Regions from separate parts of the Homo sapiens genome. Here region 1 is linked to region 2. A link is a loop called in an ENCODE intact Hi-C map of the cell type or tissue named here. Cell type or tissue: HCT116. All regions are shown on one strand.

Region 1 (8,000 bases), 520 kb before region 2:
TTACTCAGAATTGGTCTGGTCAGATTTTATTTCTTCATGATTCAGTCCTTGTAGGTTGCATATTACTAGATATTTATCCTTTTTCCTAGATTATACAATTTCTTGGCATATAATTGTTAATAGTAGTCTTTTTATGATTCTTTGTATATCTGTGGTGTACACTGTAATGTTTATTCTTTCATTTATAATTTTATTGATTGGAGTCCTCTCTTTTTGGTTAGTATAGCTAAAGACTTGTCAACTCTATTTATCTTTTCACAAAACCAACTCTTTATTTCATTTTTTTTCTATTTTTCTCCTGCAGAAGTATTTTTAAATAATGTCCCCTTAAACTTGTTCTATATCATATGGAAACAGAGTATTAAAATATTTCAATGTGATCACAGATTTGACCATTTCCCCACTTATTTTGGATGAGTTTTACTTTCCATATGCTATTGGGAATATACACATTTAGAATGTTATATATTTCTGGTATATTGGCCTTTTTATCAGTATGGAGTATACTTCCTACACAGAAGTTTATTTTTTGACGTTATAATAGCTAAAACTTTTTTATTTTTATTAGTCTTTGTATGGTACAGGTAAAAAACAAACAAACAAACAAACACACACTAACAACCACTCTGATTTCTTACCCCAGACCCATAGACACTTTGTAATATTATCATGAAATTAATTTTTTGTAACACTGTTCTTAGAATGAAGTCAGATAAGATAAATGTTTGAATTTAACTATGTGACATATCAAGTCAATTTCCTTGGCTATCAGATTTATTTATGGTAAGTAGTTTCATTGATTAGTTCTAGGTACACTGGAAGGCCCGTGATTTAGCTCTTGCTTCTAATAGTTTGGTTGATAAACACATATAGAAGTTAGGTGAGAAATGGAAGAGGTGCTTTCTCTGAGCTGAAATTGTGTGCACCTGTTTCACTCTCATCTTTTGTATTTGAAGGTATCTTGTTTGATGAATGGGCTGCAAATTGTGTCTGAGATGGCAAGTTTTCTCAGTGCAACTGCTGTTGGGCTGTGCTTATCTCCTGCTTTTTTGTGTTTTTGATTTGTTTTTCACTTAAAATTCAGTAAATAGGTATTGAAAACATTTTCACTTATGAATGATTCTGTCAATTCTGTACATAGAATCAGCTATGTCATTCTACATCATATGTCAATTGTCATGTAGTTTTGTCCTATCATTTTTCTTCCTTCCAAATTCTGAATACCTATATTTTTATTAAATATGTGTTTCTTATAATCAACAAAAAGTATTTTTAAACAAATCTAAGAATAACTGTCATTTAATTGGGGAATTTTGTTTATTTGTATTTAGTATAATTACTGTTACATTTGTAACCTACCATATCGTTATGTGTTTTCTATCTAGACGTATTGTTCTATGTTCCTTTTTTCTCTCTTTTTATCTATTTCAAGTTTAAGGTGTTTTACTGGTAGCTTTTACTTATACAAACTTTTACCAAATGTTGTTTGTTGTTTTTATGCCAGAAATTATAACATGCATTCTTGGCTGGTTGACATCTACTGTGAATAAATATTTTAACTGCGACCAAGACCAGTGTAAGGATTTGAGAAGAATTTAACTTCTTGTGCCCATCTCCAATATTTTATGCTATTGCTGTCTTTAATTCAATCATCTATCTATCTATCTATCTCCCATCTATCTTTACTCTGTCTCCATCTTTTATCATTTTCAATAGTCTCTGTACATATTTCCCATATTTGTCCCTTTTTACTTATCTCTGATTCTTTCTTCCTTCACCTAAGATTATATATTTCCTGCCTCGAGTTTATTATTTCACATATTTTATATATGTTGCTGCAAAATATTCTTAGCTTTGCTTTTGCTGAATGTGTCTTTATTTTGCTTTCAGAATGAATGATACTTTCATTTTATATAGAATTCTAGAGTGAAAGATTTTAAGTTTTTTGAAAATCAACCTCCATTCATTTATTTCTGCTTCAGACTGGACACTTTTTTTCTGACCCACCTTCTATCTCCCTAATTCTTTCTCTAGTCATGTCTAATCAGCTAGTAAGTACATTGCATCAGTCTATATCTAATCAGAGACAAAAACCACATACTAATTTAAATAGGTGGTGTTTAATAAAGAATTATTGAGAGGATTCCGGGAAGATAGCAGACTAGGAAGCACTAGAAATCTATCTTTTCACCTAGACAATAATTGAACTGGCAGAGTGTGTCTGATGTAGCTATTTCAGAACTCTAGACTATTAAAGGTTTGCAACTTCCAAGGGAAATCTTGAACAGTAGATTCTGGTTATTTTACTCAATTTCAGCCTGAAGCACAATAGTAGCTACCATTTCCCACCACCAATCCCATAGCAGGCAGCTAAACAGGCATTCTTGGAACAACCTCCACATAGCTTGTGGGAGCCAGAGAGGGCAAAAATAGCCCTGTCCTCCAAACATCAGGGATCTGTGCTCTAATTACTAATGCCTACTTTTGATTATAGAGATACAGAAAAATAGGTGGATGGCCATTGTAGGTGCACTCCCCTCATTGTTGCAACATTGCCCCCACAAGTGACTTCCAGGAAATTTAAAGGACCAGCATCCTTTCCCCTACATCATTTTTTCTCTTTTGTCTTTTTTTCCCCTTTGTTTGTGAGCCAGGCATTTAATACTAAGACACTCAAACTGCATGTATGGAGAAAATCAGAAAGTGACTATGCATGCCCAGGGACAGATACAGGCTCAGAACACACCAGAGAAGATATTTGTTTACATCTAAGGCTGATCCTTGGCACAGAGACAGCTGACAACAACACAAAATAATAATTTCTCAAAAACCCTAGGGAAAGTAGACAATATGATTTTTAGAATTACTACATTATTAGATTCAAATGCCCAGAGTCAAAAAACCACACACAAGAAATAAAAAATAGATAGAAACAGGAATGTGTGGTCCATTCAAAGGAAAAAAAATAAATCAACAAAACTTCCCCTGAAAAAGACTTTATGGCTGATCAACTAGACAAAGATGCTAAAACAACTATTTTTAAAATGCTCAAAGAATCAAAGGAAGATATGGAGAAAGTCAAGAAAACAATGTTTAAACAAAATGGAAATATCAATAAAGAGATAAATCTCAAAAGTTTGGAACTGAAAAGTACAGTAACTGAAATGAAAAATTAACTAGAGGAATTCAGGGCAGATTTGGGCAGGTAGAAGAAAGAAGTAGCAAACTGGAAGACAGAATAATAGAAAATATCGTGTTTGAGGTGCAAGAAGAAAAAAGATTGAAGAAAGTGAACAGACCCTAAGGAAGCTGTGGGACAACATATGCATTGTGGGAGTCTCAGAAAGAGAGGGAAAAAAAACAATGGGTCAGAGAGAATTTTTGAAGAAATGAAGGATGAAAGCTTTCAAAGTTGATGAAAGCCATGACCACCCAGGAAGCTCAGTGAACTCCAAGTAAGATGAACACAAAGGGACCCATACCAAACCACTCTATAATCAAACTTTCAAAAGACAAAGAGAGAATCTTCAAAGCAGCAAGAGAGAAGCAATTTGTCACACAGAAGGGATCCACAATAATATAATCAGTCGATTTCTCATCAGAAACGTGGGAGATACTCCCACATAAACAAAAGAGGAGTAAATGTATTACCACTAGATCTACCCTGCAAGAAATGCTTAAGGGAACGATGCAGGGTAAAATGAAAGAACACTAGATGGCACCTTGAAGCTGTATGAAAAAGATAAAGATATCGGTAAAGGCAAATACATGGCAATTGTAAAAGTTAGCATTATTAGCATTATTATACCAATAGATTGAATCTTCACTTTCTGTATGCTACATGATTTAAGAAACTAATAGATTTTTACAAAGCAATTATTAAAGACTAGTATTATGGTAACTTTGGTTTGTAACTCCACATTTTGTTTTTATATACTTTGGAGACTAATTAATGCATTTAAAAGAATCATTAGTTTATGCCTTAGGGCACACATTGTATAACACTGTAATTTTGTGTTAACAAAAATTACCCAACGACCACAGGTGAGGTGGCAACAGAGTTATTAAATAAGCAGAGCTTTTGTATGTTATTGAAGTTAAGCTGATATAAAATAAAATTAGAGCGTTATAACTTTAGGATATTAAATGCAATTTCCATGGTAACCACAAAGAAAGTAGCTATGGAATATGAACAGAAGGAAATGAGAATAGAATTTAAATGTTTCATTATAAAAATAATAAACACAAAGAAATATAGTAATGCAGAAAATGAGGGACACAAAAGCTGTAAGGCATAAAGAAAACCAATATCAGGCAGGGCACAGTGGCTCACACCTGTGGCTCCCAGCACTTTGGGAGGCCGAGGCGGGCAGATCACTTGAGGTCAAGAGTTTGGGATCAGCCTGGTGAAAATGGTGAAGCCCCGTCTCTACTAAAAATACAAAAATTAGCTAGGCTGGTTGCAGGTGCCCTGTAATCACAGCTACTCGGAAAGCTGAGGGATGAGAATCGCTTGAACTCGGGAGGCGGAGGTTTCAGTGAGCAGACATCGCGCCGCTGCACTCCAGCCTGGGAAATAGAGTGAGTGAGATTCCTTCTCAAAAAATAAAAAAGAAAAGAAATATCAAAATGACAGCAATAAATACCTATTTATCAGTAATTATTTTGAAATTAAATGGATTAAAAAGAAAGATTGGCAGAATGAATGATACAACCATACAAGATACTTTAGATCCAAAGATACAAATAGGTTGAAAGTAAAAGGATGAAAAAAGATATTCCATTATTCCATGTAAATATAACTGAAGGAGAACAGGAATGGCTATACTAATATCAGACAAAATAGACTTTAAATCAAAAAAGTTTACAAGAGACAAAGAAAGGTATTATATATTAATGAAAGTTTCAACACAGCAAGAATATATAAAAATTATAAATATTTACACACCTAATAACAGATCATCAAAACATAAGAAACAAAACCTGACAGATTTACAGAGAGAAACATACAGTTCTACAATTGTAGTTAGAGACTTCAATACCGCATTCTCAATGGAGAAAAAAACCAGATAGAAGAGAAGAAGTACAGAACACAAAAGGCAAAATAAGCCAAATGTACCCAACAACAACAGCCTGGATTTGGGGACCAGACTGCTCACAATCAAATCCTCGCTCTACCTAAGGCTGTCTACATAACACTAAATATGCATCAAAATGAGAAGTAAAATGCTAATTTATTAAAATGTATAAAATGTTTGGATCCACTTTGGCACATAGTAATAACTATATGATCTTTAGCAATTTATTATTTTTCTAATATATGGAAAAGAAAAATGATGAATTAAGTTCCCTGAAGCTCTTTCAAAAAGTCTTTTTCTTATTCAGCACAATAAACTTTATTATTTCTCTAAACAGGTCTAAAATTCTAATTGTAAAATGAAAACCTATCCAATTATATAATATTTCCTCATTTCCAGATATTTGGTACCGGGGTCCTAGTGAAATTCTGCAAATACCCAAAGGATATGGTCAATAAAATAAAAAGCCAGGTTCTCCTGAAAATGCTGGACCAATTGACTATTATCTTCCCAGTTCATTAACCATTTCTAAGAGAAATACTAGCTATTGTTTGGAACATTAGCTAGGCTCTAGTGTTCAACCTCAAGTCCTTGATTTCAACGAGAACTTACTTTCCAGGTTGAAAGTAACTTTCCAGGTATCTTCTTGTTTTCCTTTCATTCATTTATTTGCTTATTCATTCATATAACATTGAGATATATTATTCAATGAGCAAGCTGTTCCCCGCCTGAAGAATCTGTGGTAACCAAGAACTCCTAGACCCATGGGTTATCCTAAACTTGACTTGGCGTGGAGTCCTCATGCCAAACCCTCAAGATAAATAAATAAATATAATAAATATTATATTTATTTTATATTTAATATATTATATTTAATATATTCATTATATTATATTTAATAATCTATTATATTTATTATATTTATTTTATAACCAGGATAAATATATGTATATTTTATATATTTATGCATATAAATTTTATTTACATATATTTTATATTATATATTTGTTTATTCTAAATAACAAAGATAAATACATATGTATTTATATGTATATTTATAAATATATATGTATCTTGGTTATTCTAAACTGTATATATAAAAATATAAATATATATTCCAATAAAATATATATATTTATTTATCTTGGTTATTCTAAACTTCTCCTTCAGATATTTTAACTCCAATTTTGCCTTAATTCTTTGGCTTGTAAAAATAATGCCCTGGGATGCATTCTCCCTATTCTACAGGAGAAAAGTTTGTGTGCTCATGGGCTTGTGGAGGGAGTGGGGCTGTATGTAGCAAGGAGGGAGATAATGTATTGCTAGAGACAGCCAAAAAAAAGAAAAGACAATTACCTGCTGTTAGAGTTCAGCTCATTCAAGGAAAAGCCAACTGACATGTGAAATAAAGAGCATTTCCTGGGGTTTTATAACATGTGTTGCCGACAGCTATGGTGCACAGTTTATCTACAATCAGCTGAGAATTTCTGCTCAGAAGTATAAGAAATGGATTTTTCTCTCTAAATTGGGGCTTAGCAAGGGAACATGGGGAAATGAAGATGTCTGAGAGATTAGAGTCTACAGATTGCAGCATGAATAGTTTGAGCTAGTGACACCTCCCTGCCTTTACTTGTAAGCAACTCTTTCACAGGGAAGTTTCTAGGTTGTAGCAGAGTATTGGTGCCTTTCACAGATATTATTGTTATCATGGGTGGAGCTAGAATGCTTCACTCCCATTGGAGAAGAGATTATAATAAAAATGCAGACACAGGATTGTGGAAGGAGCATTTTTCTAATAAACCCCCAGTTAAAACAGAAATACTTCTATAGAGGAAGTTGAGGTACTACTCATTTAGTTTCATAGATGTTGTTACTATTCAGAAAGCCTTTAACTGAAAATTAATGTGTTAAAACACATTACCACTATCTTCAGCGTATTAAGTTCTTCTGGATCAAAAATTGAAATCAAATAGTATTCAGTATTTTTTCGTCAGTTATTTACATATATAAAATACATATACAAATGTTTCAATATTTTTATATTTTCATCAGTCATTTACATTGTACAAGGTGCTGTTACGTACTGGAGACAAAAATCTATGGCATGCCCACTTTCAAGATAATTTTCGTACTCAATTGTGTTTAGATACTGAGAACTGAATCCAATATACATTCTTTTTTTTTTTTTTTTTTTTTTTGAGATGGAGTCCCGCACTGTGCCCAGGTTGGAGTGCAGTGGTGCAATCTCAGCTCACTGTAAGCTCTGCCTCCTGGATTCACACCATTCTCCATTCTCCTGCCTCAGCCTCCTGAGTAGCTGGGATTACAGGCATATGCCACCACACCCAGCTAACTTTTTGTGTTTTTAATAGAGATGGGGTTTCAATGTTGGCCAGGCTAGTCTTGAACTCCTGACCTCATGATCTGCCCGCCTCAGCCTCCCAAAGTCCTGGGATTACAGACGTGAGCCACCATGCCCAGCCTGACATCCATTCTTGTGTCTATCCTATGCTACCAATTCTCGAACAAAGTATGTTTCTCTGTTTTTGCTGAAGAATGCTTGAATTGGGAAAAAATTACTTAGCCATTTGCTTCAGGAAATAACTGTTCTTGGAAAATGAAACTGAACAAACTAAACAGATAACTTATCAAGAATAACAGCTTGTTTGTCAGTAATCACTTTAAATCCACACTTCGTTGCACCTACCATTCCAAAGCTGTTTTCTTATAAATTTTGCCTAATTCAAACAGTTTCATCCCTTGCAAAGCCTACTTTTTTGTCTTTTGAATAAAAATGACCCTACGCAAGCCTTTATACTATAAGTATTGTGTTCTGAATGCATCCTTTCTAAGACATGTTAAAATTCTGCCAAAGTGATAGTCTCCTTTACTGTGTTATGTTTAATAAATTTAACTTTGTTT
Region 2 (8,000 bases):
AAGTCCATTTTTAGAGTAATACAAGTAACAGGACATGAGCTATTATTTTTAAGAATTTACTCAAATGAGCAACTTCTAGGTTGAGTCTCTAAAGAACCTACTGGGGTTAAGCTCTCCGACACAGCAGCCCTGATTCAGTATTCTCTGCAGATCTCAGGGTGCATAACACAGGTCTGGCATCCACAATGAGATCTTCAATGAATGCTTGTTGTGTATAAATAGATGAAAGAATGGATTGGATCCATTGACACGCAGCCCAATCATCTTTCCACAGCCAGCTCCAGCCCTGTACCAATAATCACTAGGAATAAGAATTAGTACCCTGAGGCTGTCTAGAAGCCAGTCATCAGGTTCAGTCTTGCAAGCTAACTTAGACTTAATTAGGCAGAAACATTGACTCAAGCATCTCAAATTATTTAAACAGCAAGAGTTCAGATTGGCATCTTTCTTCACAACCCGTAATACAGGGCTTCGCAGGCAGCAAACGTTCAATAAATACTAACTGATTACACTTCAGAAATCTAGATAATTCTATTAACCAAATTCCTCCTTTGCTGTATGTGTATCCATTAATCAAGGTAAACATCCAAAGACACACATCTGTGTGTCCATCTTACCGCCTCCACCAAATTCCTCCTTTGCTGTATGTGTATCCATTAATCAAGGTAAACATCCAAAGACACACATCTGTGTGTCCGTCTTACCGCCTCCACCAAATTCCTCCTTTGCTGTATGTGTATCCATTAATCAAGGTAAACATCCAAAGACACACATCTGTGTGTCCATCCCACCGCCTCCACCAAATTCCTCCTTTGCTGTATGTGTATCCATTAATCAAGGTAAACATCCAAAGACACACATCTGTGTGTCCATCCCACCGCCTCCACTGACCTCTGCCTTCACTGTCTGCATGTGTGGGCTGGCTGCTAAGGGACCAGATTTAATTATCAGATTTTAAGCACATTCCTTCTCTCCAAATTATGTGAGTTTGTTTTTCTATTTGAGAGTTTGGCAAAAGCTATATTCCCACCCTGTCACTTACTCAAGAGGAAATGTGTTACTCTTAGCAAGAGGACATCTCCCACAGTAGGAATCCAACAGCGTCTGCAGAGGTGGTCCCAGCTTGCGGCAGCCTCTACGGATTGCCAAACTCCCACCTCAGGCTGCCCCTACTTGCCTTTTGCAGTGAGCCTCCAGAAAATGTTCAGACGGCCCCAGCAAACAGCCAGAAAAGGCATGGTACTTGGATAGGAAGGTGACATAGGGACCTCAACTCCCTAAATTGCTTTATGGTTTTTGCAGACCTGGAAGGGTATTTCTCAGAATGATTCCTGGCTACTTAATTGTTGGTCAGTCCAAGCACGTTGCTATCACTTCTTCAACTACCAGTAGGCAAGGAGTCGATGGTAAAATAAGCTAGTGCTTAGACTTTAAGCAATGATTAGACAGAATTATATCCCCCCCAAATTTTATGTGTTGAAACTCTAACCCCCAGTACCTCAGACTGTACAGACTATATTTGGAGGCAGCATCTTTTAAAAGGTAATTAAGGTAAGTTGAGTTCATATAGGTGGGACCTAATACAGTATGACTGGTGTCCTTATAAGAAGAAGAGATTAGGATACCAAATGACACAGAGAAAGGACCGTGTGAAGACACTGGAAGAAGACAGACATCTACAAGCCAAGGAGAGAGGTCTTAGAAGAAGCCAACTTGACTGACATCTGGATCTCAGACTTGCAACCTCCAGAACTATGAAAAAATTAATTTCTGTTATTTAAGCCTGTGGCAGTTTGTTATGGCAGCCCAAGCACACTAATCCAGGCAGCAAAGAGCCTGAGATAAACTGTGACCATTTGCCACAATGGTCAACATCTTAAATGGTCACTGGAGGCAAATTGTCACAACTATTGAAGAATAGAGGACATTCAGGGGACAATGCACCCCTGTTCTTTATGTTAACTCATTACCAATATCTCTGTATCCATTCTCTACCCCTACATAACAAACCACCTAAAACTTCGCAGCGTAACACAATCACCATTTATTTGCTCACAACTCTGGGCCAACAATTTGGGCTGGAGCATCTGGGCAGCACTTCTGCTGCTGTCTCTAGAGGCCATTCACATGGATGCAGCCACCTGGCGCTTGTCTCAGGGAGAGATGCTAGAAGATGGCCTGGTTCACATGCCTGGAAATTGGTGCCGGCTGCTCGCTGCAGTGCCTTCATTCTCATGCTCCAGCATGCTGGGCAGAATTGCTTTCCATGGTGGTCTCGGGTCAGCAATCCAAAAGGGCAATTGCAGAAACCCTAAGACTTTTTGAGGCTGAGATTCAGAAGTCTCACAATATCACTTCAACACATTCATTTGGGTAAAGTAAGTCACATGGTATCTTAGTGCACTTATCATTATTATAACAGAATACTACAGACTGGGTAATTTATAAAGAAAAGAAACGTATTTCTTATAATTTTGGAGGCTGAGAAGTTCAAGGGCCCTGCATCTGGCAAGGGCCTTCTTGCTGCATCATCCTATGGCAGAAGCCAGAAGGACAAGAGAGCACCGAGGAGAGAGAGTAAGAAAAAGGCAGTCAAATTTGCTTTTATAACAAAGCCATTCCCAAGATAGCAAAGCCACTCTCAAAATAATTAATCCACTCCTGCAACAATGACATTAATTCAGTCATGCGGGTAGAGCCCTCCTGACCCAATCACCTCTTATTAAGCCCCACCTTCCAACACTACTGCATTAAGGATTACGTTTCCAACACATGAACTTTGGGGGACATAGTCAGACCATCACACAGGGCCAGATTCAACTAGAGGAGAATTAAACCCACTTTTTCATGGGAGGAGCAGTAAAGTCACAGTGCCAGGGTGTATGTGTACAGGATGGGAGGAATAGTTGCAGCCATCTTTATAAACAGGTCACTACACTCTCTTTCTATCATCAGGATCATTTCACTGATTACAAGCCAGGTGCACGCCCTGTCCCAGGCATTTAGAAGAACAGGGGCCAGACTTACATGTGTGAGTATGCCTTAATGATTGCAACACTTGTTCATTATCCATTCATTCCACAAATACAAAATGAAAAATCTATTCTTGGAATACAAAGGTGGGTGTGATATAATGCCCACCTTCAAAGAAAGTTCAGTTACTAGGGTCATAGAGATACAAATAAGCAGATCAAAACAGAATTGTGTACAGAGTAGTCAATTCTAGGGAGGAGCAGGTCAAGAAAGATTTCATAAAGGAGGTGACTCTTGCCCTAAGTTCAGAATGGTGAGGTACTTGTGAGGTGAACTGTGATAAGAGGACAAAGGCCTGAGCGAGAGATGATTTTTGAGTAGGAGGTAGCACCACCTAGTGGCAAGGGAAGGGGGAGGCTTCTCTGCCATACTAAGGAGCATGAGCTTTCTCCACAGGAAACAGACTTTGAAACCTTTCAGGTATGGGCTTGTTATGGTCCTACTTGGAATTTGGGGAAATGTGCAGGGTGTTCTTGAGGCAAGGGGATCAGTGAAGGGGCTTCTACAATTACAGTTTTGTAGTTGCAAACAACAAAATGCTGACCAACTAAAGCAAAAGAGGAGTGAATCAAAGGCTATAGAGGTACTCACAGGGTTGAAGGGGAGGCTGGAGAACGAGGCTTGTAACTCTCAGAATATGGAACAGCTCCAGAAAGTGTGAAGACAAGATCCAACCATCTGTCTGTTCCCCTCATAGAACCTGCTGACAGATGCATAGATTCGAACCATTCCTCCCATTTCGATCCTTCTGTTTCAGGGTCACAGTTTTGGAAGAGAAGATCTAATTGGCTGAACTTATGTCATATGCTGCTTGCTGGAGGTTGTGGGAACTTCCATTTATACCCTTTTGATTAGAAGTACAGGTGACAACCTGGGACTTGTGATTTGGTTTCTGAAGTAGGGGCAGTCTTGTGGGACTCCAGGGCTGGAAGGGAATCCCCAGGGATCTCTCAGAGGAGTCTGTGGCAAGAAGCCCAGCACCCACCCTCATTGCTCCGCAAGACAGAGGTAATTCCCAAGAAGGAAACCAAGATGCTGTTGGGAGGTAGAATGGAAGGTAGATAGCCCAAAATGAACAACACTCACTATAGAGCCATTCTGTCTGTCTTGATATCTGCCTAAGTGACAGACATCAAGGACAATCTGCCTCAGTGGGACAGCATAAGTCTAGAGTGAGAGAATGAACTCAAGGGCCACAGGTAGCCAGAGCCATAATTTGGCTACACCTAGATGCCTATGGCCCCAACTCTAGCTCTTTTCTAGTGGCACTCTCTCTTCTGTAACACAGAATTTAACTAATTTGTTCATTTTTTTCCCAAAGTGAATCAAAAATTTCAAATGAAATAACTACTTCAGTAGTGCCTCTGTGAGTACTTCTGTTGATGAAGATTGAAGAGGCCACCCACCTTCCTCACTAACTTTCCCAAGCATCCAAGACCTAGGTTTAGACACACACACACACTCATGCCCCAAGAACTCTACTAAGAAGAGGTTTCTTGCATAATATCTCATCTTTAAAATTCTTCTGACTCAAAGAAAACTTTTATTTCCCTTAAAATGGTTTCCATTATGAACCAAAAAGACGAGGGCTTGGGACTTTCCCATTAAAGTAATAACCATATTAGCTAACAGCCCAAAGCTATGTCATGGGTCATCAGCTCCCAGCCACCATTAATTATGAGACAATATTATTCATATAGTGCTTTGCAAAGTCACTCAAAGGGTGAGACTCTCCAAATCAAATCTGGATATATAGTTTATCCCCCATTTGGCAAATATTGCTTTTGAGGATGCAGAACATTTTCCTTGTTCCAACCTCTCCAGACATGACCAACCCAAACCTTGGGCCCTGTCTGATCTCTGCCACTGAAAGAGGTGAGGGTGAACCTGGCTTCTGGGGGAGACATGGGACCATAAACTTTAGAGGCCTGACAAACCTCAGAGTTTATGAAAGAATACTAGTAATGAACTTATGAACCTTGTTCAGACATTAGGCTGCAGCACAGAGTCCCAAATTTGACAGCAGAAGTTTTAGTTGTGATTTCTAGCTATCTCCACTTCCCAGCCCTAGAGTCTTGGGATAATTGTTTTTAACTTTCACGCACTTACTGATTTATAAAGTGGGGATAACAATACTGTGATGTTGTGATGTAATAATAAATACATATTTAATCTTCATTCCCAGCTCCTGACCGGAGCTCCTAAAACCCTTATAATTTCCTAAGAGATAAAAGCAATAGGAGCGTCTTTTGCTATGTTTTGTTTTTGTCCCCACTTCCTGAAATAGCTGCTGGGTGATAAAGAGAGAAAAACATCTTTTGTTATTCATAACAAGACTCCTTCAATCACACCTGAGTTTATGTTAATGGAGTGATCTCCAGAAAGCACCTAAGAATGGAGAGCTGTTTGCCAGGAGAGCAAACCTGTGGGTAAAGGGTTTCAGCCACACCCCCTGACCTCCAGGGAGGGGAAAAGGGCTGGAGGTCGAGCTAATCACCAATGGCCAATGATGTAATCAATCATGCCTACATAACAAAGCCACCATAAAATCCCCAACCAAAGGGTTTGTGAACTTCCGAGTTGGTGAACAAGACCATACACAGTTTCTGGGAAGGTCGTGCGCTTCAAAACTCCATGTGGACAGAAGCTCCCGTGCTCAGGACCCTTCCAGACCTCTGTGTATCTCTTTATCTAGCTGCTCATTTGTGTATTTTAAATATCCTTGTAATAAATTGGTAACAGTAGGTAGACTGTTTCCTTGGGTCCTGTGACTTGTTCTAACAAATTATTGAACATGAGGAGAAGGTTGTGGGAACTTCCATTTATAGCCTTTTGATTAGAAGTAGAGGTGACAACCTGGGACTTGTGATTTGGTTCCTCAAGTGGGGGCAGTCTTGTGGGACTCAGCCCTTAGTCTGTGGGGTCTGTGCTAATTCCAGGCAGTTGGTGTCAGAATTGAGGTAACTTGTAGGACACTTAGGGTGTGTTCCAAGAGGTGGTTGATGTTGGGGGAAAAATAAAACCCACACATTTGGTTCCAGAAGTATTGTGTTGAGGCAGGATAGGTAGTCAAGAAGTAACCATGTTCTCAGGGCGCGGCAACCATGGTGGCCATACAGTCAGCACAATAAGCCCCAGCACTCACATTATAGTTAAGCTTATCCCAACAAAGCTATCTCCAGTAGGGAATCCCGCTCCTCACCCACTCCCAGAGAGCATGCACATTTTAATTTCACCTGTCCTCAAACTCACCCTTTGCTCATGACAATAGTAGAAAAACATACCCCAGGGTGGAGATGCTAATTAGACATGCAATATTATCGGGGGAACCAGCCCCCAATATTTCAATGTAGGTTCTTTTCTATTTTCCCTAAGTGTCAGCAGGTCTGAGAAATAAAGAGAAAGAGTACAAAATAAAGAAATTTTACAGCTGGGTCTCTGGGGGTAACATCACATGTTGGCAGGTTCCGTGATGCCCCCAAGCTGCAAAACCAGCAAGTTTTTATTAGCGATTTTCAAAGGGGAGGGAATGTATGAATAGGGTGCAGGTCACAGAGATCACATGCTTCAAAGGCAGTAAAATATCACAAGGCAAATGGGGGCAGAGCAAGATCACAAGGCCAGGGAGAAATTAGAATTACTAATGAGGTTCCATGTCCTGCTGGGCACACATTGTCATTGATAAACATCTTAACAGGAAACAGAGTTTGAGAGCAGAAAACCCATCTGACTACAATTCGCCAGGCTGGAATTTCCTAATCCTAGCAAGGCTGGGGGCGCTGCAGGAGGCCAGGGCATATTTCATCCTTTATCTACATCTGCATAAGACAGACACTCCCAGAGCGGCCATTTTCGAGACCACCCCCTGGGAATGCATTCATTTTCCCAGGGTTATTCCTTGTTGAGAAAAGAATTCAGTGATATTTCTTCTATTTGCTTTCTGAAAGAAGAGAAATATGACTCTTTTCTGCCCAGCCCCACAGGCAGTCAGACTTTATGGTTATCTCCCTTGTTCCCTGAAAATCACTGTTATCTTGTTCTTTTCAAGATGCCCAGATTTCATATTGTTCAAACACACATGCTTTACAAACAATCTGTGCAGATAACGCAATCATCACAGGGTCCTGAGGCAACATACATCCTCAGCTTAGGAAGACGAAGGGATTAACAGATTAAAGAAAGGCACAAGAAAATTATAAGAGTGTTGATTGGGGAAGTGATAAATGTCCATGAAATCGTCACAATTTATGTTCAGAGATTGCAGTAAAGACAGGTATAAGAAATTATAAAAGTATTAATTTGGGGAACTAACAGATGTCCATGAAATCTTCACAATTTATGTTCTTCTGCTGTGGCTTCAGCCAGTCCCTCCGTTCGGGTTCCCTGACTTCCCACAACACAATATATGAGAAAGCACGTATAGCTACTGTGCCTGTGCACCAAGAACATGCTTACTAGTAACACCTCTTCCCACCTACTTATGAATAGTCATGTAAGACTCCCATGAAGGGAGTCTCCCTAGTGCCAGTCTTTGCTGTCTCATCTTTATGAGCAGCTTGCCCTGAATCCTCTCTGTATTCTGCACCTAGCTTTCAGAATATTCTTCTCCTTTGCAATAAGTTGCTGTGTGCTGCATCTCCTTTGCTGTGCATCTCATGTGTAAACTCTTTTAAACTAAGAAACAAGAACTGAGGTTTCACAACAGCCATTGACAGTGTGAGTAGAGCAATAGTTTTGCCTTTTAAATACTTAATCTGCCTGCCTCAGAGGTTGCTTATATAAAGGTCATATAAAAACAGTATACAGAGCTGATAAACTGTAACTCCCATGTGAGTGCATGGAAAGTGGCATTTGTGTCTATTTAGCATTCCCATGGCTCTGAGAAAAATTTTTAAAAATATCATCTTGTTCTCACTACGCAGACACTACCTGTGTCCATTGCTCAATCTTGCATTGGTTTGCTTGCT

What was found. Peaks named below come from ENCODE experiments on the same cell type or tissue, not always from the same donor. Only the 100,000 strongest peaks of a DNase experiment are listed, where the experiment ranks them.
Region 1: a loop joins it to region 2, with 10 times the contacts of the local background. A loop is called at or near these places in 5 of 110 quality-filtered maps.

What each region holds. Positions count from the first base shown.
Region 1 is chr2:83,778,627-83,786,626 of GRCh38, forward strand. No RefSeq gene overlaps it. Among named protein-coding and RNA genes, the nearest start is that of LINC01809, 260 kb to the left of the region's middle. In HCT116, no CTCF peak of the experiment used is centred here; a DNase peak (open chromatin) is centred at 3,715.
Region 2 is chr2:84,299,734-84,307,733 of GRCh38, forward strand. The region is part of intron 1 of LOC107985905 (a long non-coding RNA gene); the gene reads right to left. Among named protein-coding and RNA genes, the nearest start is that of SUCLG1, 160 kb to the right of the region's middle. RefSeq lists an enhancer at 3,252-3,301. In HCT116, CTCF peaks have their summits at 2,133 and 3,364 (motif pointing left); a DNase peak (open chromatin) is centred at 3,358.